Linked DNA regions of Mus musculus: regions 2 and 3 are each linked to region 1. Evidence: chromatin loops called from intact Hi-C (ENCODE). Cell type or tissue: heart. All regions are shown on one strand.

Region 1 (8,000 bases):
GCTATCCACAGAACCGCAAAACGTAATGATGAAACTGTTGTAAGCTACTAGCTCGGGGTGGTTTATTATTATCAAGAGGTAACTGAAACACTTTCACTAGGGAAGAAAGGACGCTCAGAGAATTTCAAAACAAAAACCAGAAAGTTTGAGCACCAGCAAGGATCAACACTGCCTAGATTGGAAAATAAGCACAGCAGCGCACGCCTTTAATCCCAGCAGTCAGGGGTCAGAGGCAGGCGGATCTCTGCGAGTTTGGCTCAGCCTGGTTCACATAGTGAGCTCCGGGGCTATCAGGGCTACATAGAGAGACCCTACTTATAGTTAAAGGATCTGAATTTTTTTAAAGATTTATTTATTATTATGCTAAGTACAACACTGTAGCTGTCTTCAGATGCACCAGAAGAGAGCGTCAGATCTCATTAAGGATGGTTGTGAGCTACCATGTGGTTGCTGGGATTTGAACTCAGGACCTTTGGAAGAGCAGTCAGTGCTCTTGACCACTGAGCCATCTCTCCAGCCCAAAGGATCTGATTCTTATTTGCTGACTTTCAGAAAGTCTGGAGAAGCACCGGGTGAGGCAAGATGGTTCAGTGGGTGGAAAAGCTTGCTGTATGGTTTCAGAGACGGGTTCAATCCCACGTTACAGGTAGGAGAGAACAGACTCCACAGGTTGTTCTCTGGCCTCTGTACATGTTCTGTAGCACATGCACACCCACTCACAGACGTCATCTGCGCGCGCGCGCGCGTACACACACACATACACGCGCGCGCGCACACACACATGCACACACGTCACTCATGCGCACACACAAAGTTCAATTTTTGTGGGTTTTGTTGTTGTTGTTGTTATAAGGTAGCTGAGTGTGGTGGTTTCCCAGCACAATCATTGTTTGTTTGTTTGAGACAGGGTTTCTCTGGGTAGTCCTGGCTGTCCCTGAACTCATTCTAGCTCAGCCTGGCCTCAAACTCAGAGACCCACCTGCCTCTGCCCCCCAGTACTGGAGTTAAGGTGCTTGTACCCCAGGTGGATGATGGGAATCTAGCCTGACTCCTCTACAAGAACGACAGTCGTTCGTAACTGCTGAGGCTTCTCTACGGCCCAAGTGCACCATGTTCTAAAAACAAACAAAAAGATGGAAAAATATGTGGTAGCAATCCCTGGCCTACATAGACACATGTGTCCGTACAACGCACATGCACACACATCACACACACACACACACACACACACACACACACACACCAAGTCTAAAGCCTCCAGGGCTGAGTGTGTGACTTAGTGATAGAGGACTCATCTAGCTTGTCCAAGGCTCTGGGTTTGCTCCCCAGCACTGGAGGGTCGGGGAGGCTGGGGCTGGTGTACTGGCTAGTTTTGTGTCAACTTGACACAGCTGGAGTTATCACGGAGAAAGGAGCTTCAGTTGAGGAAATGCCTCCATGAGATCCAACTGTAAGGCATTTTTTCAATTAGTGATCAAGGGGGAAAGGCCCCTTGTGGGTGGGACCATCTCTGGGCTGGTAGTCTTGGGTTTTATAAGAGAGCAGGTTGAGCAAGCCAGGTGAGGCAAGCCAGTAAAGAACATCCCTCCATGGCCTCTGCATCAGCTCCTGCTTCCTGACCTGCTTGAGTTCCAGTCCTGACTTCCTTTGGTGATGAACAGCAGTGTGAAAGTGTAAGCCAAATAAATCCTTTCCTCCCCATCTTGCTTCTTGGTCATGCTTTTGTGCAGGAATAGAAACCCTGACTAAGACAGCTGGAAAGATGGCTCAGAGGTTGAGAACACTGACTGCTCTTCCAGAGGACCTGGGCTTGATTCCCAGTAACTGCATGGCAGCTCACAATTGTCTGTAACTCCAGTTCCAGGGAACCTGACACCCTCACACAGACACACATGCAGGCAAAACACCAATGCACATAAAATAAAAATAAATAACTTTTTAAAAAGAAAACACAAAAACCAGCAGTGTGAAGCAGCCCTGGGCCTACTGACTCCTCACCCCTGCAAGGCTTAGGCAGAAGGAAAGATGTACAGTGAATATCTGCTGTCACTGTGAAGTTTTGTTCGAGAAGAAAATATTAGGGGGCTAGAGAGATGGCTCAGTGGTTAAGAGCACTGACTGCTCTTCTGAAGGTCCTGAGTTTGAATCCCAGCAATCACATGGTGGCTCACAACCATCCATAATGAGATCTGATGCTCTTTTCTGGTATGTCTGAAGACAGTTACAGTGTACTTAGGTATAATAATAAATAAATCTTTAGGCCAGAGCGAACCAGAGTGAGCAACCTTCATTCCCAGCAAACACATGATGGCTCACATCCATCAGTAGAGCTGTAGTGTACTCATATACATAAAATAAGTAAAAGATATCTTTAGAAAAAGAAAGAGAGAAGAAAAGATTAAGAGGAGTCAGTGAACAGGTAGTCTGTAAAAGGTAGGGTTGAAACAGGGACAAACTGGGACTGATGATGGCGCATGTCTTTAATTCTGGCACTCAGGAGACAGTAGACCTCTCAAGTAGATCTCTCTAAGTTTGAGACTAGCCTGATCTACACAGCCAGTTCCAAGCCAGCAAGGGTCCTATCTCAAACAAAACAAAACACCAAAAAACAAACAAAACAAAACAAAACAAAACACCCAAAGAAAGAAAAAGAAAAACAAATAAAAGCAGCTGTAACCCCGCCTCCCCCCGCCCCCAAACTCCTTGGTGCCACCTTCAAGTTGGCCGCCTGCATGGATTGTGGCTCCACTCAGATCTTTAGTGAAGCCTGAGATAATGAAAAGGGGGGCCAAGAATTTCCTCCGGCATAAGTCCGGCCATATGTCAGGACTAAACAGAAATTCGGGGCCATCAGTAGGTTTCGGAGAAGATGCTGAGGCTCAGCACTGGTCATGAGACCGACAAGCAAAGCAAGCGTGTGCTGCCCAGGGACTCTGTAAACCTCTGGTCCCCAGCATCAAGGGGCTGGACGTGCCACCCTCACCTGACAAACCTCATCGATGTCCCCCCACAGCCCCCCAGATTCCCAAGGCTTCTCTGGGAAGGGCAGCAAGGTGGCCATCAAGGTCACCAATCCCAAAGCCAGGCTGTACAGGGAATACAGAGAATAGAAGGCCCATACACAGGCTTTATTTCTGCTTAAACCACAGGAACTTTAAAAGTGGGAGGTGGAGACACGCCGAGCCAAGGAAGCAGTTAAACCTAGGGAGGTAGAAGGAAAGAACTGATGCCACAAGGTTCTCTCTGACCTCCACGGGCATGTACCGCCCCCACACATACCATACACACAGGATTTTAAAGATTTATCATTTATACAGCATTCTGCCTGCATGTGTCTGCCGGCCAGAAGGGGGCGCCAGATCTCATTCTAGATGGTTGTGAGCCACCGTGTGGTTACCGGTAACCTCTGAGCCATCCCTCCAGCCCCCATACCCATAGGTTTTAAGAAATGGATGCATCAAAATCCCTTAAAAGATGAGAGTGATTCAGGAATTTCTTAAGAGCATATGCAGATCCGGGCTGATGGCACCTCCAATAATCCCAGTTTCTGGGAGGCAGAAATAGGAAGATTGCTAATTACAGCCATCTGGGCTACACAAGTCTGTTTCAGTCTCCTGTCTCTCTCCAAAAGAGCGTTAAGATGGCTGATTGAATGGTTTGGAAATCCAGAGTTGCTCTTACCTCTGTGAGGGAGGGCTTCCCGACCTTGTCCAGAGCCTCTGATGTTAAATCAAGGAGGCCAAACTGTTTGAATGAGGCAGTGGACTAGGCCAAAGCACCTACACAGGCAGGTGGATCTCTGTGAGTTTGAGGCCAGCCTTGGCTACATAGCAAGTTTCAGGACAGCCAGAGTTACAGAGTGAGACCCTTCAGAAAGAACAAAATATCCACACGAGAGTCCTCTCGGCTTCTGCCTGGAACTGGACAACCCTGGATAGGTCAGCTTCCTTCTCTGGAACTGAGCCTTCGGATACTGAAATAAAGGCGTGGGCCTGAGTTCAAGTTGCTGGTGATGCTGGCTGCCCCATAGGATTCAGAGCCTCTAAGGTAGGGGAGAAGAGTTACAGCTCAGAAATTCCTTTCTCATCTCAGTGACAGTGATTAGAACCAATAGGCCACGTTTGTCACAGCCTGTGCCTGGTGAAGGCTTGAAGGCTGATTAGGTAGATCCAGCTGTGTAGCTCACACCTGCCACTCCAGCAGTTGGGAAGTTGGGGTAGGAGGGTGGGGAGTTCACGGTTATCTATCCTGTTACGTGTGAGTCTGAGGCCATTATAGGAAAGCATGGCTTTGTCTCAAAAGTAATAATAATAGTAATAACAATAATAGGATACATGACTTTGTCTCAAAATAATAATTAATAATAATAGTAACAGCAGCAGCAATAACAACAATAAATAATAAATAATTCACTAGGCCCATTCTACCTAGGAAGGTCTGGAAGCCATCCCCGCCTGCTCTCTGGAGAGAGTGCATACTTTTTTTTTTTTCCCTTTTTCCTTTTCCTTTTCCTTCTTTTTTCCCTTTTCCCTTTCCCTTTTCTTTTTTCTTTCTTTCTTTCTTTCTTTCTTTCTTTCTTTCTTTCTTTTTTTTTTTGGGGGGGGGTCTTTTTGAGACAGGGTTTCTCTGTGTAGCCCTGGCTGTCCTGGAACTCACTCTGTAGACCAGGCTGGCCTTGAACTCAGAAATCCACCTGCCTCTGCCTCTCGAGTACTGGGATTAAAGGTGTGCGCCACCACGCCCGAGAGGGTGCATACCTTGATGACGCTGTCCTTACAGTCCACCACGCGTTCAAAGGTCTGGCTGAGGATCTCGATGTCTTGGTGAAGCTCTCTGGTCTTCACCTCCCTGAGGATGGTTCTCCACTGCGTGTTAATCTTATTAAGGTTTAGAGCGCTGTTGTGTTCTTCTTTGGCCAACTTGTCCTGAGGGAGGAGTAATCACATGCGTTTCAGCCAAGGCGAAAGGTCCACCTCGGTGCTATCGATACCACGCTGAAAAATACCAGTCCCCGTGTATTCTCACAAACAAAGCCCTTGGCAGCCAACACTCGGGGGCTCCTGTTTGTGGTTTCCAATGAATGGGTTCCCTTCAGGGTGAAGCATCAGAGAAGAGTTTCTAACGACCCCACTCCAGACCCAACCTCAGAATTCAAGACAGCTGAATTTGGACACCTGACAGCATCCACTGTCCTAATTCTGGGGGCTCGGTTGATACTGCCAAACTCAATTCTCCCCTCCCCCATGTTTCACAGAGAATGCCCTAGGCAAAAACCAATGTTGTCTGAAGCCCATGTATTTTGGGACCAAGGACTTCAGAGGGATAGGAAAGGATGAAAATGAGCCTGCCACAAGGACGCGACCCCAGGCAACGGTACCAGTGCATGGGCGGTGGGTTTGGGGGTTTGGGGGTTTGGGCAGGACACACTGCAGACGAGCATCACCTTCAAGAACTGGGTGAGGAGTCTCTCTTTCTTCTTGGCTGCCTCTTCGTCAGCCAGCATCTTTTGCTGAAATATAAGCAGCTGATCTTCCTCGGACAGGGGTGCCTTGGGCAACTTGGGCTTTTTTCCTTTTTTAGACATGGCTGGGCTGCGGACTGGGTCCGGGCAAGGAGCCTCTGCCTGCTGCTACGAGCCACTTGTGAGGAATTAGAAAGAAAAACTTCCCATAGACAGGGAGGGACCTTCTGGAGCTAAGGTAATGGGGCCTTAGACCTCTGTCCTCCACGCCAAGAGTGCTCAGGCGACACCCGACTCCCAGCTGGAGAACAGAAAGACGCATCTTGTCTCCTAGCAACAAGGACCTTCGCTAAGACCGCGGGGTGAGAAATAGGGAGGCAGCATTACTTCAGCGCCCCCTGCATGCCGGAGGACCGCAGTCAGTTCTTTTAAGTAGGCTTTTTTTTTTTTTTTTTTTTTTTTTAAATCAAGAACCCTAGTCTCTCTTAAAAAAATAATAAATGTCTTCAAATAGTTTTTCCATTTTACTTTTTAATTTGGTGTATGCCTGGTTTGTCCACGTGTGTGTCTGAGCACCGTGCGCATGCCTGGTGCCTGCAGAGGTCAGAAGACAGCATCGGATTTCGTAGAACAGGTCAAAACCACTTACACATACATACAAATAATGAGATGGTTCACTGGGTAAGGGAGGTACTGCCAAGCCCAATGGTCTGAGATCACAAGCACCTGGAACCCCAGTTTCAGGAGATCAAAACACGCCTTTCTGGCCTCGGTGGACGCTGCATTAACGTGCACAAACACACATACACATAAAATATTTAAAAATATTTTGTAAATTGTCTCCTTAGTGATAGAGAGATGGCTCAGAGGCAAAGAGCACTTGCCACTCTTGCAGAAGACCTGGGTTTGGTTCCTAGCACCCACATGGGCAGCTCATGACTGTTCATAACTCCAGTCCCAGGGGATCTGACTCCCTCATCTGACCTCTGTGGACATGGGGTAGACACATGGTCCACACATATACATGCAAGAGAAACGCAAATACACATAAATAAATCTTACTAAAAAATTAAGACAGTGTTTCAGTGTAGCCCTGGATGGCCAGAAACTCACTGTATAGATAGAAATCCATCTACTTCTGCCTCGCCCCACATCCCCCACCCCCAGTGCTTGGATCAAATGTAGGAGTCATCACTTCCAGCTTAAATTTGTTTCTCTCTCTCTCTCTCTCTCTCTCTCTCTCTCTCTCTCTCTAAATGTGTGAGTGCTTCATTTGCATGTATACCTGCTTGCCTGAAGAAGGCATCAGACCCCATGACAGATGGTTGTGAGTTGATGGGAATTGAACTCAAGATCTATGGAAGAGCAGCCAGTGTTCTTAACCGCTGAGCCATCTTTTCAGCTCCTTTTTTAAAAAAGATTTATTTATTTATATGTAAGTACACTGTAGCTGTCTTCAGACACTCCAGATGAGGGAGGTTGTGAGCCACCATGTGGTTGCTGGGATTTGAACTCCGGACCTTCGGAAGAGCAGTCAGGTGCTCTTACCCACTGAGCCATCTCACCAGCCCTCTTCAGCTCCTTAAAAAAAATTTTTTTTTAACCCTACTTTTCAAGGGCAAAATCTGTGGCTAACAAAAAGATGTACACCAGTGCACACTCCCTCCTAGGAATATCTGCACCTGAAGCAGCATCGAAGCCCCCAATCACACACTGTGACCTCCAGGCAGCCAGCTGTGCCCTTCTCATGCCTGCTCTTCAGTCTTCTGTCTCTCTCTTGTGTCTCTGTCTGTCTGTCTGTCTGTCTGTTTTTCTGTCTCATCAGTAAGCCAGCTTTTCCTCACTCTGACTCATCCTGGAATTCTTTTCTGTGGTAGACATAGCCAAGAGGACCTGAGTTAGAAGAAGTCCCCATAGCTTCCCCGGAGCCTCCTTAGGCTGCTCTGATCACATCACTGAGCTGTAGTCCCTGCTGGCGGTGACAGTATTATTGTGAATGTTATATGAGACATTTAGGAAAACAAAGCTACAAAGGCAAAAAAGTAGGGAACTGTTGCAACCCCAACGTCTACTAACAGGTACTTGGGTGTTTGTGACACATCCCTTTAATCCCAGCCCTCAAGAGACAGAGGCAGGTGGATTTCTGAGTTCGAGGACAGTCTGGTCTACAGAGTGAGTTTCAGGATAGCTAGAGATACACAGAGAGACCCTGTCTTGAAAAGAGTAGAGGTAGAACCCTTGGGAAGTGATGAAGTTTGGACTACCATGAAAGTGCACTCCCTGGATTGGATCAGTGTCCTTAGAAGAGAAAGAGGCTGGACTGGGAGATAGCTCAGTACTTATGAGCAAGCACTGGCTGGTCTTCTGGAGTACCCAGGATCAATTCTTGGCACCCACAGGACTGCTAACAATCATCTCACTTCTTCTTCAGGCCTCCTCAGGTCCCAGGCATGTTTGTGGTACACGGACATATATGTAGACAAAACAACAACAACTAAATTCAAGAAGAAGAAGAAGAAGACAGAGACAAGTGCTGTCT
Region 2 (8,000 bases), 94 kb before region 1:
CCTCTTCTCTGTACTGCTTAGGAACTGGTTACTCATCTCAGCTGCACCCGAATGCCACCGACACTAAAAATAGCCCGCTCCCCCCAGCTGTGGGCCAGCCTCTCTTGCACCCCAACCCCATGGAAACCAGCAGCGAGTGGCAGGCAGAGACCTTGAGTTCTGTTCTCACCACTCCCTGTCGGAGAAAGGAGTCTGGGCGAGCAGGCAGGAATAGAGAGAGCACTGGTGGTCAGGCAACCTGACAAGCAGGAAAGCAAAGGGTTAAAACTTCGGGAAGGATGAAGAAATGGGGGCTGGAGGAGAGGGCACCGTAAGCTTGGCAAGAATCAGAAGTCTCTCCCCGCCCACTCGCAGGTCCCATTAGGCTTGGGGGACCTGAGCAGTGAGTGGGAAGGGGCGTCCAATCCCAGGCCCCAGGGGGCGGCCGTGCACATGGGGGAGGAAGCAGCGCGGAGCCGTCCACGGCGGCGTGTCACATGCGCGCGCGCTCGCGCGCTAGCACACACTCACACACGCACAGACAGGCACACACGTGTGCCCGGGTATATATAGTTGCCAGTCCCTGGGCCTGCCGCTCTGCAGTGGGCGCCGGCTCCCTGGGTTGGGAGGGGGCTCACGGGGCGGGTGGGAGGGTGGGGGGCCGGGGTGGGGTGGGGCAGGATGCTGGATGGCCCGTTATTCTCCGAGGGGCCCGACAGCCCCCGGGAGCTCCAGGATGAGGAGTCCGGCAGCTGCCTCTGGGTGCAGAAGTCCAAGCTGTTGGTGATTGAAGTGAAGACTATTTCCTGTCATTATAGTCGTCGCGCTCCTTCTCGACAGTCCATGGACATCCAGGCCAGCTACTGGGCCCGTGGGCCCCAGAGCCGCACGTGAGTGAAGGAGGGGTGAGGGGCAGCAAGTGGTGGGGCGGGAAGTGGGGTCCAGACCTCCCCGCTGGCACCAGCAATTGCTGCTGTTCCCTTCTCTTTCCCGCGCCTCCCTCCCCCCACTCGTCGAGGACTGGGGCCTGAATCATTGAGCGCTGTTTAGGGGGACAGGAGTACTAGTGGCAGGCGGTGAGATGGGGGCAGTCGCTGTTAAAGTGTGCATGGAGAGATGGCGAGGAGTCTCATTTCGACTTTAGCCCTAACATATACGCACGTGCACTCGCTCAGACACTCACACGAACCCTCCCACATGGCTGCCCCAAGTGGTCTCCAGTGCTCCCAGCTCCCCGGACCTCGGCTCTCTGTCCCCGCAAACTGCTCACCTGGGTTCCTGCTCATTGTCCCAGGTGTAGGCTGCGCCCGGGATCCCCTGAGCCGCCACCCCGCCGACCCTGGGCCTCCAGGGTGCTGCAGGAGGCAACCAACTGGCGGGCGGGCCCCCCCGCCGAGGTCCGAGCCCGGGAACAAGAGAAAAGAAAGGCGGCGTCGCAGGAGCGGGAGGCCAAGGAGACCGAGAGAAAAAGGCGCAAGGCTGGCGGGGCCCGACGGAGTCCCCTAGGTCAGCCCCGCCCAGAGCCCCGGAACGCCCTTCGGGCAGCCCAACCTACAGGGTTTCCAGTTTTCTCCAGACCAGAGCGCTTCGGGCAGGTGGGGCGAGCGCCCCGACCATCCGTGCTCCCGCAGGGTGACCCAGGGGTTGCATGGGCGGGGCCATGGGGAGGCAGAAGGCCAGGGCCCCCTAGCTACGAGGCTCACCTGCTGTTGAGAGGCTCTGCAGGCACAGCCCCAAGGCGCCGCTGGGACCGGCCGCCACCCTATGTGGCTCCACCTTCTTATGAAGGTCCCCACAGGACCCTGGGGACTAAGCGAGGCCCGGAGCTCTCCCGGGCGCCCACCTCATCAGCCCCAGTTCCAGCCACCACCAGGACAGAGGGAGGGCGCACGAAGAAGAGGCTGGATCCTCGAATCTACCGGGATGTTCTAGGAGCTTGGGGTCTCAGACAGGGACGGGGACTCTTAGGAGGTGCTCCAGGCTGTACAGCAGCCAGAGCTAGGCCAGAGTCTTGCAAAGGGGCTATAGAGAAAAGCTCAGGCCTAGTTGCTGCTGGCCTGAACAGTGCTGGCGATAGTCATTCCCAAGGCAAAACGACTGGCGGTCCAGGCACGGACGCAGCTCTCTCTAGGTCCGCGATCAGCAGCCCACCTCGTCCTGTTCCCAGGTCCAGGCAGCACCTCAGGGGGTCAAGGAAAGGGAAAGAAGGAAGTGAGCAGATATGGCTTCCCACGTGTTGGCTTGCCTCCCCTAAAAAGCCTCCAGTTAGGCACAGCCAGACGCTCCCTAGACCCTGGGCTCCTGGAGGCACCGGGTGGAAAGAGTCCCTGGGTCAAAGAGAGGGGGCAGAACATGAGACCCTGGAAGTTTGGAAGGTGACCCGCCGTGCCCACACCCTGCCCCGCATTTCCCGAGGTCCCGCTGGTAGAGAAGGCATCTTTGTCATTGACGCCACATGCGTGGTGATAAAGTCCCAGTACGTTCCGACCCCTCGAACCCAGCAGGGTCAGCTCGTGCCCTCTGGGGAGTCGTGCAGTGTGAGCGACAGCCTTAGTCAACCCAAGCCCTGTCACGAGGAGGAGGGCGAGGGGGCCGCTGCCAACCCTTCAGTTTGCCAAAAGCGACTGTTGAGCAGTCGAGTCTTAAACCAACCGAGCGAGGGTCGCGAGTGCGAGGCCGAGGTCGGACAGCAGGGGGATTCTTCATTGGAGGAGCGCTCCTCCAGCGGTTTGGGGTTCCCTGTCGGAGAAGTGAACCCGCGAGACGCCCCCACGCAGCCAGGTAGCCAAGAGCACCCGACCTTAGGCCCAGCGGCTCCGGTATGCGCCGGCAGCTTGAAGGGCTCAGAAGCGGCTGGTGTCCCGCGGCGCGCGGGCGGGGGCTGGGCGCGGACTCCAGGGCCCTACGCCGGGGCGTTGCGAGAAGCCGTGTCCCGCATCCGCCGCCACACCGCCCCAGATTCGGACTCAGACGAAGCGGAGGATCTCAGCGTCCATAGCGGCTCCTCTGATGGAAGCGACACAGACGCCCCAGGCGCCTCCTGGCGGAATGAGAGGACCCTGCCTGCGCTTGGGAACACCCGGCCCAGGGAAGGCGGGAAGACAGCAGGGCTGAGCGACAGTATCCGGGAGATTGTGGATGTCATCAGTCAAACCGAGGAAGGCTTCATCCGAGAGGACACCAGGAAAACGCCACAGGGAAATAGAGAGAGGGAGTGAGCGATGCCCCTCTTTGTTCTCGTGTCGCTCAGCCCATCCACCCTGGGCTCACCTGCTCCTTCTCTCTCTCCAGGCTTCGTTTGCTTCCTTTTCTTCTTTCCCACCTATACCTGTTCCCACACTTGAAACAGAGGAGAGAGGAGGAACCAGGGAAGGTAGCGTCTGCCAACTCAAGGGTTAGTTTCAGGGAAAGTGTGGGTGGGCCATCCACACCTGCTACATTCGGTGTGGAACTGTTCCGACAGAGAAAGAGAAGGGGCAGGGATGGTGCCTGCGATGGGCAGGGCAGGGTCCCTGACAGGAGAGAAAAAGTAATGGAGAGGCCTTGAACCTAGTGACTGAGTGGAGGAGACAGAGGAACTTTGGGCAGAGAAGAAATGAATGCATACACACAACCAGCAACCTGGCGAGAGGGCTCTCTTTGATGTTACAACTCAAGTTTCAATTCCAACTCTGCCACTGACCTAGCTGGTGGACCTCAGAGTAACTATTTTTGCGCCCGGGCATCCCGGACTTCTGTAAATGTAAAATGAGCGCTTTCTGCCTCCCATTCTTTTGTCCCTAGGATTTTGTGAATAAGCGAGTAGAGAGAATCTGAGGGTTCTTACCCACTTCGGTCATCCTCAGTTCGGAAGACTGTCAAGGTCTTCAGATTTAAACGGACAAAGGGCTTCTATTCCAATTTTCCCAGTTTAGGTGAGTGCTCCCACAGCCGAGCAGGATCATGGCCCTCTCACTGCCTCTAGCCTGCTGTGGCCCAAGCTGGAGAGGGAAGGTAGCCAATGAATCAGCTTGGGACACTTTTAGGCCTTCCCCTTCTCCTCCATCTCCGTGTCCTTAGTGACGCTCTGAAGTGTTACCGGGATTTTCCACGCAGACGGTATCGCCCACCGGATAGGACCTTGACAATTTCTGTGTCTCTCCAAGGAAAACAGCCAGGCAAGGAGGAAGGTGGATTTTTCAGCAGACGGTGCGGGGTGTGATACTCGCTGTAGCCACTACGGGGCGCGCGCAGGTCGCGGATTCCCCCGGTTGCTGGTGCTCGAGTGCCCCTACACCAGCACTGCCAGTTATCTGGATCCCTAGTTACCGGCGCCGGTTTCCTGCCTTGACACCTCCAAACCGCGCGCGGGGCCGGGAGCAGGCCTCCGGCCTCCCAGACTTCTGGGGCGCGCCGAGCCCTTCTTTGTATTAATCCACGCCAACCGGTTTGAGACTGACATTTAAGCCTTTCTTCTTCTTCTTCTTCTTTTTTCTTTTTCTTTTCTTTCTTTCCAACCCTGGGCACTTCCTCTGTGTCTGCCATTTATTAGCCATGTGACCTTGGCCAAATCACTTCACCTCCCTGAGCCTCAGTTTCCTCATCTGTCAAATGGGGGTTTATAAACACCTACCTCGCAGGGTTGTTGTGAGGATTTAATGAGGTAATGTATATAAGGCGTCTTGCACAGTGCCTGGCACATAGCAGGCGCCCAATAAATCTACTCGCCCCTTTATGCAGCTCTGGAGTCTCTCTTTCTCTGACCTATCCCCCACTGTGTCCCTCCCTCAGTCCTTCTTGACTTCTTCCCGCTCATTGTGAGGGGGAGGAGGACTCCTCTCTGGTGGAAACTTCTAGTCCACCCTGTTCCCTGGCTGGGACTCTCCCTTCCTTGCCCCCCGCCGCACCCCTGCCGGCTCTTCCCTCTGCCCTGGTGCACTCCCCCCCACCCCTCATTCCGGGCAAGGGCTGAGTCAGTCTAGGTAAATTTAGCCATCGGCTGGGCAGGAGCGGGGGCTTCGCCCAGACTCAGTCACCAGGTCTGGTGACCCATCCCTCTGTCCCTACTCCCGTTAACCCTAACTCCCGCAACTCCTTAGACCGCTCTCAAACCACTCAGGCTTTTAGCCTCCAATTAGCTTGACATCACACCCAGAGAGACCCAAAGGCAGGACGCAGAGGGGGCAGGGCTCCCAGACCACAGCCACAGCTGGCTTCTATTCAGCAGATAAGGGTCTCCTACTCGGGTTTCCCAACTCTAGGGGCGTTCACTGGTCGGAGCTCAGCAGGAATATTCATTCACCTGCGATCCTGTCTGAAACCTACACATTTCCTGTTGCTCTTGGTGGATGAGGCCAAGGAAGCCGGGTCACCCTGGGCAAAGATCAAAGATACCAAAGGTCTTACCACGTCCAATGCAGTCCTTTCTGCTGCCAAGCGAAACCTAGCATTTACTGAACACTTCCTAGGAACTAGACTCTGGGCTGGGCTCAAGGGCAGAAATGGCAAGGCCTGTCTGACAGTGAGGACGGTTGTGTTAAGTTCTAGGAAGAGTCAATCAAGGGAGATCCTAGTTTTAGAAAATCCAGGGAGAGTTCACAGAGGAGGTGACTTGTAGATAAAAATTAGGGAAAGAAGCCCGGTTGGTGGCACTCTCCATTGGTGGCACTCTCCATCATTAATCTCAGCACTCAGAAGGCAGAGGCTGGTGGGTCTCTGGGTGTTCAAGGCCAGCCTGGTCTACATAATGAGCTGCATGCCATCCAGGCAAAATAAAACATATATATATATATATATAGATAGATAGATAGATAGATAGATAGAGAGAGAGAGAGAGAGAGAAGGAAGCCAGGCATGGCGCACTTTCTTGAAAACTGGAGTCAGGAGAATGGTCATGAGTTTGAGCCCAGCCTGGTTTACACAGCAACTTCCAGCCTATCCCAGTTCAGCCCAGCAAGATTCTGTCTCCAAAAAAAAAAAAGAAGTCCCTTTGGAACCGGGTTGTGGTGGTGGCTCAATGGTAGTATGCATGTGTGGCTAGAATGTACACAGTCCTGAGTTTGGTCCCCAGCATTGAAAAAGGCATATCCTAGGTTAGGTAACAACCACCCATTTTGTGTGGGGGAACATTTGGGTATTTAGGGTGTCAGGGCAACACGTGCCTTCTTCCAGAGCTTGCCAAGGATAGAGTCGGAGCCAGCTGCCAAAGTTCTGGGAGAGAAGGAGAGGAGTGTCTGCAGGTTTCAGGGCCAGACCCTGGTAAGTAGTATCTTAGGCCCCATGGGGCCCTGTGGGTGGCAGGTTAGCGACTCCCTGCTGTGAAAATGACTTCTAAATCTAGCTGTGTCTGCCAGCTACCCAGCCTTCTGAAGGAGGGCACAACCACCCCCACCCTGGAACTGCCCCCTTGATCAGGAGAAAAGACAGCAGGTCCTGGAGGGCTACTCTTTTGGGGGCAACACATCTTAGGTTAGCAGGGGACCCCATGACTCTCCCCACAGCTAAGTTCTTCCTGGGAACATTTTCTGCCCCTGAGTTCTGTTGTGCTTGATAAGGCATTAAGGGAGCCAGGAACCCTGCCCTTTTTAGACTTGGGAGAGCTCTGAGGTGTCCTGGGTCCCCCTACAAATGGGTGGGGAACCCAAGAGCTATAACTGGGACATCAAAGAGATCAGTGAGCACAGTGGTGGCACAGCCTTTAATCCCAGCACTTGGGAGGCAGAGGCAGGCAGATTTCTGAGTTCGAGGCCAGCGTGGTCTACAAAGTGAGTTCCAGGACAGCCAGAGCTATACAGAGAAACCTGTCTCAGAAAAACCAAAAAACAACAAAACAAAACAGAGATCAGTAATGTGGATGTGTTTGCAAGAGAGGAGAGCCGCTCAATGCAGGGTCCTGGGATGTGTGCACAGAGTGTTCGTTGAGGACAGGGTAGTATTCTCTCAGTAATTACTCAGTTGTCCACTTGCCCACTAACCATGTGTTCCAGGGACATCGAGGAGACTCGGGCACACCTTCTACCTTTGGGGAGATCACTTTTACACTAAATTTGGAGCAGCTGAGAGGAGATTAGCGCAGTGCCTCTGCAAGGCCAACATTCAAATTTGTGAACTCTTCCATATTTTATGGAAAGAAGTGGGAGGAGGACACCTCCTTGACTTGGACTCATAGGGAATGGGATATAGCCACAAATGCCTCTGGGAGACAAGTCTTCAAGGGTGCACATAGAGAGAAAAATTTAAACTAGGGGTGTTCCTGCCTCTTCATGGCATGCCATGGGGGTAGGCTCCCTTCTTTGAATCTCCTTGTATTAACTAGGATATACAAGTCATCTGTGGATAAATGCTCCATCAGTCCATCCATCCACCCACCCATCAATCCACCCAATTAACCATCCAATCATCCATCCATCCATCCATCCACCCACCCATCAATCCACCCAATTATCCATCCAATCATCACCCATCCACCCATCCAGTCATCCTTCCATCCATCCACCCATCCACCCACTCACCTATCTATCCTTCCTATGCATGCATCTATCCATGCATCCTACCTATGCACTTACTGATCTATCCACATCTCATCTATCATCCATTCAAGTGCCTCTCCATATCCATCTATCCATGCGTCTGCTTCTTCATCCATGAATCCACTTATTCATCATTTGATGAGGGCATATAATGTCCCTATCTGGTGCTAGCAAGGATGGCAAAATGAGAGACACCTAACCTGTGTCCTCATGCAGGTGCAAGCCTGGTCTACTGCATACACGGATGGCCAGCAAAGCATTTCAAGAGTTCGGGCAGGCAAGGTCACTCTGCCAAGGGAAAGCTGAAGAAGGGATGTTTGAGGTAGTTCTCACAAAGATGATGAGGAAACAGATGCGTCCAGAATGTGAGAAGACATGAGTTCCACAGGGAACAAGGCCCTGGGAAGAAAGAGGCCTTGGTCACGAAGAGGTTACTGAAGGCAAGCATAAAGCAAGCATCTGACCTTCACATGGGGCAGACGCATACACCTGTAGTCCCGGCTACATGGCGGG
Region 3 (8,000 bases), 79 kb before region 1:
CCCTCAGGATGGCAAAAGGGTTCGAGCCGACTCAGGCAAGTGGTTTCAGGAGTCCCCAGGTAGGAGGTGGGAGAGATGGATCGCTATGAACCCTGGGACTGTGGCTGGACGCGGTAGGGTGGGCAAACATCAGGACCAGCGAGTGTGTCTGAGAACTGGAAGAGAGCGTTCCCGTTCCCGGAGGCGCGGCACCTCATAGACACTCGTGCAGAACGCGCGTGTGCGTGCAGTTGCGGCAGCTGACGTGGCAGCACCAGTGGAAGGTGCAGTTGCAGCGCTCCGTGACGCGCTGCGTGCGCGTGCGGTGGCCTCGGCCACAGCACAGCAGCTCACAGCCGTCCAGCGCGGGAGACGAGCTGTTGCAAGCTCGTCCAGCTGTGCCAGCTGTGCCCAGGCGGCCACTGTACGTGCAGAAGTTGGGCGATTTCTCGAAGTAGACGAGGTCGTGAGGGGAGGGAGGCTTGTGCGCGGGGTCTTCGGGCTCCAGGCGCAGCAGCTCCGCCCGCGAGGCGCGGTTGCTGCCTCGGTTGCCGTAAAGGACGCGGGAGGCGCCGTCGAAGCGGTCGCGCAGCACGTCGCCCACAGCGCGCAGCGTGGGCAGCCGCATCCAACACGTGCGCACCGTGCAGGAGCCGGACATCCCGTGGCATTTGCACTCTTGGCGCATCTCAGAGAACACGGTCTGGGGGAGGAGGGGACGAGGGGAGGAGGGAAGAAAAGGTCAAAGCCAACATCCCACGAACCACCACCCATACTTCCCCACCCCCACCCCACCCGGGTCACGTCGATGCTGTGGAAACTTCAGCCAAGGTCCAGGTGTGACTAAGCTCGGGAGAGAGGAAGTGCAAAATGGCCCGCTGAGATAGGGACATTCGGCCAGACTCTGCTCCACGCCAGCAAGTCACTTTTATCTTTCAAAAGTGTGCCATGGAGCCATCTCAATACATCCCACGTGTTGATAGCCTGCTAATCTCTTCTGTTCTGTCATCAGCTCAGGAACCTCTTTGCCCTCAACCACCACCTCTTCTCTGTCTTCCCTCCTAGAGTCCCACTCTCTCGGGAAGCCCCTTCCCTGTGCCTCTGTCCCCGTGCACCTGTCTTACATCTCCCCTGCCATTGGTTCCGGACACACCGACGTACCGTTCGCCCTGCCTCGTTGTTGTGAAGGTTCATGAGGAAGCGTAGGTCCCGCCCCTTCTCCCCGGAGTCCACGAACTCTCGGCCAAAGAGGCGACCAAAATCGATGTTGTCACTGCAGCCCCCCCAGTGCCAGTCGGGGCCCCCAGGGCCGCGCCGCCGGTAGTCGCAGGTGCAGGACTCGATGGAGCCTTCGGAGCAGGAGCGCGCCACGGAATGTGTGACCCCGGCGGAGGTGATTGCGAAGATGAACGCTGTTTCTCGGCAGCCTGTGGGTGAAGCGACCCCGCATCAGTTGAGAGAAGGCGTGGGGCCAACTCAGCACCCTGTTTGGAAGACTTGGTACCCTACAGTCCAACATCCTTGGAGTCATGTGTGCGAAGCATGGAATGCCCTCCTCTCTAAGCTTTACTGAGACTCCAGAGCCTTAGCAGAGCAGCTCCAAGGGGAGATTCCCAAGTAGAACAAATCTGCATAGCCAAGATCGCTACTAGTATTGGCAGTGCAAACTTTGCTGGGTGCGAAGCACAACCCTAGCTAGCCCTCAGAGATCAGCTTCCCAGGTACCTTTGAGGAAGGCTAGGGAAAAACAGCTGTCGCCCAGCGCCCACGATCCGGAATTCCCTTTCTGTGGGCCAGTGGCTCAGCAACGTTAAAGATCATGCTCACAACGCAAGGCTAGAAAGAATCTGGTGCTGACCTACGGTAACTGCCGGCACCAGGCGATTCTCAGTTTGATCACATATAACCCTGGGATGTCTTCCCTGCCTTCGCCCGCCTATGCCCTGGAGATGACCCTGCTTTTCCCTTAATCCCGGAAGCGTCGCTTTCCTGGGCACCCACCTCGGTTGACGATCTTGCCGAAGAGGTGGGGCCCCGGAGCAGTGGGGCAGTTCCAGCGGCGGTTTCGGAATTGCCATTTGCACTCTCGCACAGCGCTCTGGAGCCCTCCACTCACGCTGTGCAGGATCCCCGGGTTCTGTCGGATCAGTCGCCGCTGCTTGCGGCTCAGCAGCTGCAGACTGGGCTCGAGCACCAGCTGCAGACTCTTGGAATCCGTCAACAGGTTCGTGGAGGAGGCTATGTTCACGATGCCCCTGGCGGGATGCATAAGGGTTCAGTCCAGGGGAGGGGACCTGCATCCTAACCATACAGGCTGTACCACCCTATCCTTGCCTGGCCCTGAGCTCCAGAGTCTAGTGAGTGGACAGAAAAGGCATGGCTACCTTAGCTCTTCCTTTCTTCAAGTCAGCCCCCGAGGAGAAACCCCACCTGCAGCCTTGCCCACCTTGAAAAACTTAGGAATTCCACTCCCTCACCTCAAAGCTAATATCTGGTTTTTTTTTTTTTTTTTTTTTTTTTTTTGGTTCAAGACCTAAGGGACACCTGAGCACCCACCACAGCGAGGTTGGGACCTGTTGCTCAGCAGAAACGGGGTCGTATTAAATGGGAATGGTCTCTGAGCCTGGTGTATCTGGGCTTCTGCATGCCAATGATGTGCCCCCACTTCAGCAGAGCTAGTTCTAGGTGTGAGCACCCTGGATGTGAAGTCACAATGCACGAGGGGGGTCTGTAGGTTGGTGATCCCCACAGCGTGGGAGCTGGGTAAGGCCCGTGCCTGGCTCTTTGCCCCAGGACAAGTGGCGGACCCCGTACTAGCTCACTTACCACCATCGGCCACTACTGTTGGCAGCCAGGGCTGCGGGCAGAGCGGTCAGTGCCAGTAGCAACGTAGTAGAAACCCAGCTGGGCAGCAGCGCCCAGAGCCCCATGGCCTGCCTGGCCTTGCTGGTTCTGTGCTGCGGTTCTGACGACTGTGGTTGCTGTCCGCGACGGTGGGACTGGACACAGCGGTGAGGGCAGTGATGCGAGTTCCCAGGCTGGCTCTAATAAGTCTGGAGGCGGGCCGCAGGCAGCATGGTTCGCTGTCCTGGCTGCTGGGCTGAAGCAGCCACTGCGGGAGGCACCGCCTCTTATAGGCCTCTTATAGTTGCGGCGCTGACTGCAGTGAGAAGAGGCTGCCCCTCCGGGCCCGGGCGGCACTAAAAGCACCAGGGCGCACTGGTCAGGGCCACAGACAATGAGTGGCGAGCGAAGCTGTGGCTCTTGCCGGTCTGAGCAAAGAGCTGACAGGCTAACCGTCGGGGCTCACCCCCGCCCCCTGCCTGGTGGCCCCCGCCTCCAGGTCTGCACTGGCCGCCGACCCCTCCCCTTGGGATGGCCTCCCACGCGCGCCGGCCTCACTCTTCTGCGCGTCCGGAGCCCGTCGGGGACCAGCATCCGCCAGGGGGCGCGGAGACAATGCGCTGGGGACAACCTGTTTGCAGCCTGGATTGCCTCCCCCACACGCGCCGGTGGGGCTGTCCTCTCGAAGTCCGTCTCCTCTGTCCCCCCTACGCTGTGGTCTCTTCTCTTCCCTATTCTGAATGGCAGGATGAAAGTTGTGGTTCTAGCCAGCGACTCCGTGGAGACACTTCCTCACCCAGGAACCCCGACGGCTGGACAGAGAAGGAAAAGAAGGAGACAGAGCATGGGTGGAGCTGTGGTCAGGGATTCCCGGGCGTGGGGTGTAGGGGTAGGCTGAGCAAACCGAGCTGGTGGCAGTGAGAAACTCAGAAGCGCCCAGCAGTTTGCCTCTGTGGGCTAGGGGGAGTGTAAGCGTCGGTGTGTCACCCGTGAGATTAAGTCAAAGTGTACATGTGTTCTGAGGGTGCACGCTCCTGTGTATTGGTGTATCCAGAAACTTCTAACGAAGAACATTTTGAGCCCTTTCCAAATAATTGTGTAATTTGGCTCAGGACAGGGAGAGCATGAAGTCATTTTGTTACAGTCACCACTTAACGCAGTGTATCAGGAAGGAGGTGGGGCTGTGACAGGAGACGTCCAGAAGGCTGCAATTGTGTTTGCAGGTGGGTGCATGAGTGTGTGTGTGTGTGTGTGTGTGTGTGTGTGTGTGTGTTTGTGATTAACGACGTGCACTCATAGGTGTCATTCTGTCGCTCTGGGTACCTAGTGTCACCCTATGGCACCTTGAGTCAACCTGTGCTTATCATTAGATGTGCTAGTCATGAAGATGAACCGGGCTTGTTTCTCTGGCAACTAGGCTCAGAAAGGATAGGACCACCAGCCGAGTAGCTGTCAGATGGAGCTGAAGACCTGAGGGAAAGAATGCTTGTGGGAAGAAGCTGGCTCCTTTTGGTTTTGTTGTTGCTGGTTTTGTGACCGGATCTTGCTGTGTGACCCTACCTAACATAAAGGTTTAATATGTAGAACCCATGATGGTCCAGTGACTGCTGGGATTACAGGCCTATTCCGCCACCGTACCTGCCCAACTCAAGATGAACATAATTGGGGGGAATGAGAGATGGCTCAGTGGCTAAAAGCACTGACTGCTCTGCCAGAGGCCCCGGACTCTGTTCTCAGCACCCAAGTGGTGGCTTATAGCCACCTGTAACTCCAGTTCCAGGGAATCAGGTGATGTCTGAGCCCCACTGACACCAAGCACACACAGGTGCACGTATACATACATACATACATACATACATACATACATACATACATACATAAAATAAATCTCCTGAAACAGTTTTTTAAAGAAAGATTAGCAAATTTGTGCCTCCATGTGTTTCCTGATTTTAGTTGGATTTTTTTTCTCCCAGGTTTCTGCAGTGTCCCCACCCCCCACCCCCATTTTCTCCCACTCTTACCCAAGAGCCTTAACTCTTCCATTGTGGATTCTACTTTCCTCCTGATTCCAGTGATCTTCAGGGTCATGGCAGCCTTGGAGTATCAGGCTGCTGTTCCCAATGTGGGATGCAGAGGGCACTGCCAGCCTGGTTATCACGCACCACTGTCACACAGGGAAGCGCCCCCTTCCCAGGATCTTAATATTTCTCCTCTCTTCTATTTCACAGAGGAGATGCTTGGTAAGGCAGTGTCTTCAGGTCCCAGGTCCCTGCTAATAAATGAATCCATGTTAAAGCCACATTCCCAGGAACTGGGATACCGTGTTTGCCTCGCTTGCATGAAGCCCTAGTTTGGATCACCAGCACTGCAAAAGCCAGGAATTGGTGGCGCATGACTGTAACCCCAGCACTTGGGAGGCAGGAAGATCAGAAGTTCAAGGCTATTCCTCACCTCCCAGCATTCTGTAGACACTCTCAAAAACCCAAAGCAAGGCCTGTGGTGGTGCAAGCCTTCAACCCTAACACTTGGAAGGCAGAGGCAGATGGATCTCTGTGAGTTCGAGGCTAGCCTGGTCTACATTGAGAGTTGCAGGGCAGCCAGGGCTACATGGAGAATCCCTGACTAAGGGGACAAGGAAGCACTTGCTGCCAAGCCTGAGGATATGAGTCCCCGAGCGTCGCTGGATGGAAGGAGAGAAGACTGACCTCTGACCTCCACAGGCATCCAGTGTCCCATGCACACACATGCACATGCAGACAAAGTAAATAAGAAAACAAATTAAATGTAGGCTGGACGGATAGATGGTTCATTGGTTAAGGGGACTTACTGCTCTTCCAGAGGACCTGAGGTGTTTCCCAGCACCCAGGTCAGGCAGCTTATAACTGTCTGTAACTCCTGCTCCTGCTTTCTCCAAGGACGTTCCCACACAAATGTGAATACGCATATGGGCATAAACAAAAAGCTACAAAGTGAACCTTTAATTTTTTTTAATGTGTGAACAAAACAACAACAGCAAACAAAACAAAACAAAACAAAAAAAAAAAAGAAAGGCCTCCCCAAAACAAAGAAGACCCAGCAGATGAAAGAAAGTGTTTGCTGAGCTGGGCGTGGTGGCACACGCCTTTAATCCCAGCACTTGGGAGGCAGAGGCAGGCGGATTTATGAGTTCGAGGCCAGCCTGGTCTACAGAGTGAGTTCCAGGACTGCCAGGCAATACAGAGAAACCCTGTCTCGAAAAAACCAAAAACCAACCAACCAACCAACCAAACAAACAAACAAACAAGTGTTTGCTGGCAAGCCAGGTGAGCTGCGCCTCATCCCTGGGGCCCATGTGATGAAAGCAGAGACCTGATTCTAAACACTTGTCTTTTGATCTCCATGAGCTTGCACACTTGCTCACATACAATACACACACACACACACACACAGATGCACACACAGACATACACACACACATACGCACATGCACATGAGCGCACACGCATGTACACACATGCAGGCACACATACAATAAAATATAAGAAGATTGCTCCAAACATGAGACAACCCTGAGATATGTAGAAAGATCCCATCTCAAACAACAACAAAATAATAACTAATGAAAAATAGAATAAACAATCCCCAGGCCAACTCTGTGTGGGGGCACATGCTTGCCAGTCCCAGAACCTGGAAGGCTGAGGCAGGAGGATTAAAAAGCCTTGGGGACACCAGGCTTGGTGGCACCGGTCGTAAATCCAGCACTTGGGAGTTAAGAAGCAAGTGAGTCACATCTGTGAGTCTGAGGCTATCTTGGTCTACGTAACCAGTTCTAGTATAGCCAGCCTGGGATACATAGTAACCAGTTCTAGTATAGCCAGCCTGGGATACACAGTAACCAGTTCTAGTATAGCCAGCCTGGGATACACAGTAACCAGTTCTAGTATAGCCAGCCTGGGATACATAGTAACCAGTTCTAGTATAGCCAGCCTGGGATACATAGTAACCAGTTCTAGTATAGCCAGCCTGGGATACATAGTAAAATCTTATCTCAAAGCTAAACCCAAACCCAGTTGTTATTTTTTGCTTTTTTGTTTTTTGGGGGTAGAGGAGTCTTATTGGTTTGATTATTTGGTTTTCTGAGACAGAGTAGCCCTGGCTGTCCTGGAACTTGGATTGTAGACCAGACTGGCCTCAAACTCAGACATCCGCCTGCTTCTGCCTCCTGAGTGCTAGCGTGTGCCACCACCGCTAGACTTATTTTTTTAATGTGTTTTGAGTATTTTGTGTGCATGTATGCACATGTATCATGCGCATGCAGTTCACGCAGTGGCCAGAAGAGGGCTTCAGATTCCCTGAGCCACTATGTGTGTGCTGGGAATTAAACCCCCACCCCTCTGCAGGCGCTCTTAAGTGTTGAGCCATCTTTCTAGCCTGGTTGGTTTTGATTTTTGTTTGCGTATTTGTTGCTATAAGGTCTTATGTAGCTCAGGCTGGCTTCAAATTAAAGATATGGTCTTAGCTAGCCTTGAACTTCTGACCTCTCTTCCTCCAGTCCTCCAGTGGAGATTAGGGGCATGTTCCCTCCCCCAGACCTGACAGCCCCTTTGAACTCAAAGCCTATGCACACTCTTTCTGCATCGTCAGTGGCTCAGTGGCTGCCTGATATGCAGCAGAGCAGGCTGGGGTCCCTTTTCAGAGTTGACACAGAAAGAAAGTGACTTTTAGGTCTGGCCTGCCACCTTTTTGGCACCTTTTGTTTCCATCTCGTCTGCTTTTTAAGTATGATTTCTGACTAAACTCCCTGAGTCTGACTCTAAAAGAGCTTGACTCTCAGAATGGATCAGCCTTTCCCGCCAAGCTATACTCTGAGGAAGAAATGACTGATAGATTTAGTTACTGTTCCTGGGGCACTTGTGTTTAATTTAAAATGTTTAAAGATTTATTTGTTTATTTTATGTATATGTGTACTGTAGACACACCAGAAGAGGGCATCGGATCCCACTATAGATGGTTGTGAGCCACCATGTGGTTGCTGGGAATTGAACTTAGGACCCTGGAAGAGCAGTCAGTGCTCTCTCAACAGCTGAATCATCTCTCCAGCCCTTAATTTAAACATTTAATCACTTTGTGTGTGTGTGCCTGAGTGTCTGTGTGTGTGTGGAGAGAGAGAGAGAGAGAGAGAGAGAGAGAGAGAGAGA

What was found. A loop is a pair of places that touch in the nucleus more often than their neighbours do. Peaks named below come from ENCODE experiments on the same cell type or tissue, not always from the same donor. Only the 100,000 strongest peaks of a DNase experiment are listed, where the experiment ranks them.
Region 2: it touches region 1 in a loop (2.8-fold over the local background); 8 of 42 quality-filtered maps call a loop at or near these places.
Region 3: a loop joins it to region 1, with 2.1 times the contacts of the local background. A loop is called at or near these places in 12 of 42 quality-filtered maps.

Annotation. Positions count from the first base shown.
Region 1 is chr15:98,705,980-98,713,979 of GRCm38, reverse strand. Ccdc65 (coiled-coil domain containing 65) reads right to left here and starts at 5,786. Exons shown (of 8, transcript NM_153518.2): 1 at 5,444-5,786; 2 at 4,758-4,925. The coding sequence starts at 5,584. In heart, CTCF peaks have their summits at 3,343 (motif pointing right) and 5,850; a DNase peak (open chromatin) is centred at 5,799; H3K4me3 peaks cover 649 bases; H3K27me3 peaks cover 2,223 bases.
Region 2 is chr15:98,800,474-98,808,473 of GRCm38, reverse strand. It overlaps Ddn (dendrin), which reads left to right and starts at 549. Exons shown (of 2, transcript NM_001013741.1): 1 at 549-869; 2 at 1,274-4,692. The coding sequence starts at 661. The coding sequence ends at 3,197. B130046B21Rik (a long non-coding RNA gene) reads right to left here and starts at 2,159. Exons shown (of 3, transcript XR_003951472.1): 1 at 1,250-2,159; 2 at 152-238. In heart, CTCF peaks have their summits at 3,026 and 4,190; DNase peaks (open chromatin) are centred at 483, 883, 3,013, 4,193 and 1 weaker place; H3K4me3 peaks cover 4,787 bases; H3K27ac peaks cover 2,068 bases; H3K27me3 peaks cover 7,946 bases.
Region 3 is chr15:98,785,098-98,793,097 of GRCm38, reverse strand. It overlaps Wnt1 (wingless-type MMTV integration site family, member 1), which reads right to left and starts at 3,241. Exons shown (of 4, transcript NM_021279.4): 1 at 2,806-3,241; 2 at 1,981-2,234; 3 at 1,141-1,406; 4 at 1-682. The coding sequence starts at 2,909. The coding sequence ends at 194. In heart, CTCF peaks have their summits at 3,207, 3,415 (motif pointing right), 4,957 and 7,133 (motif pointing right); DNase peaks (open chromatin) are centred at 1,210 and 3,409; H3K4me3 peaks cover 3,390 bases; H3K27me3 peaks cover 7,023 bases.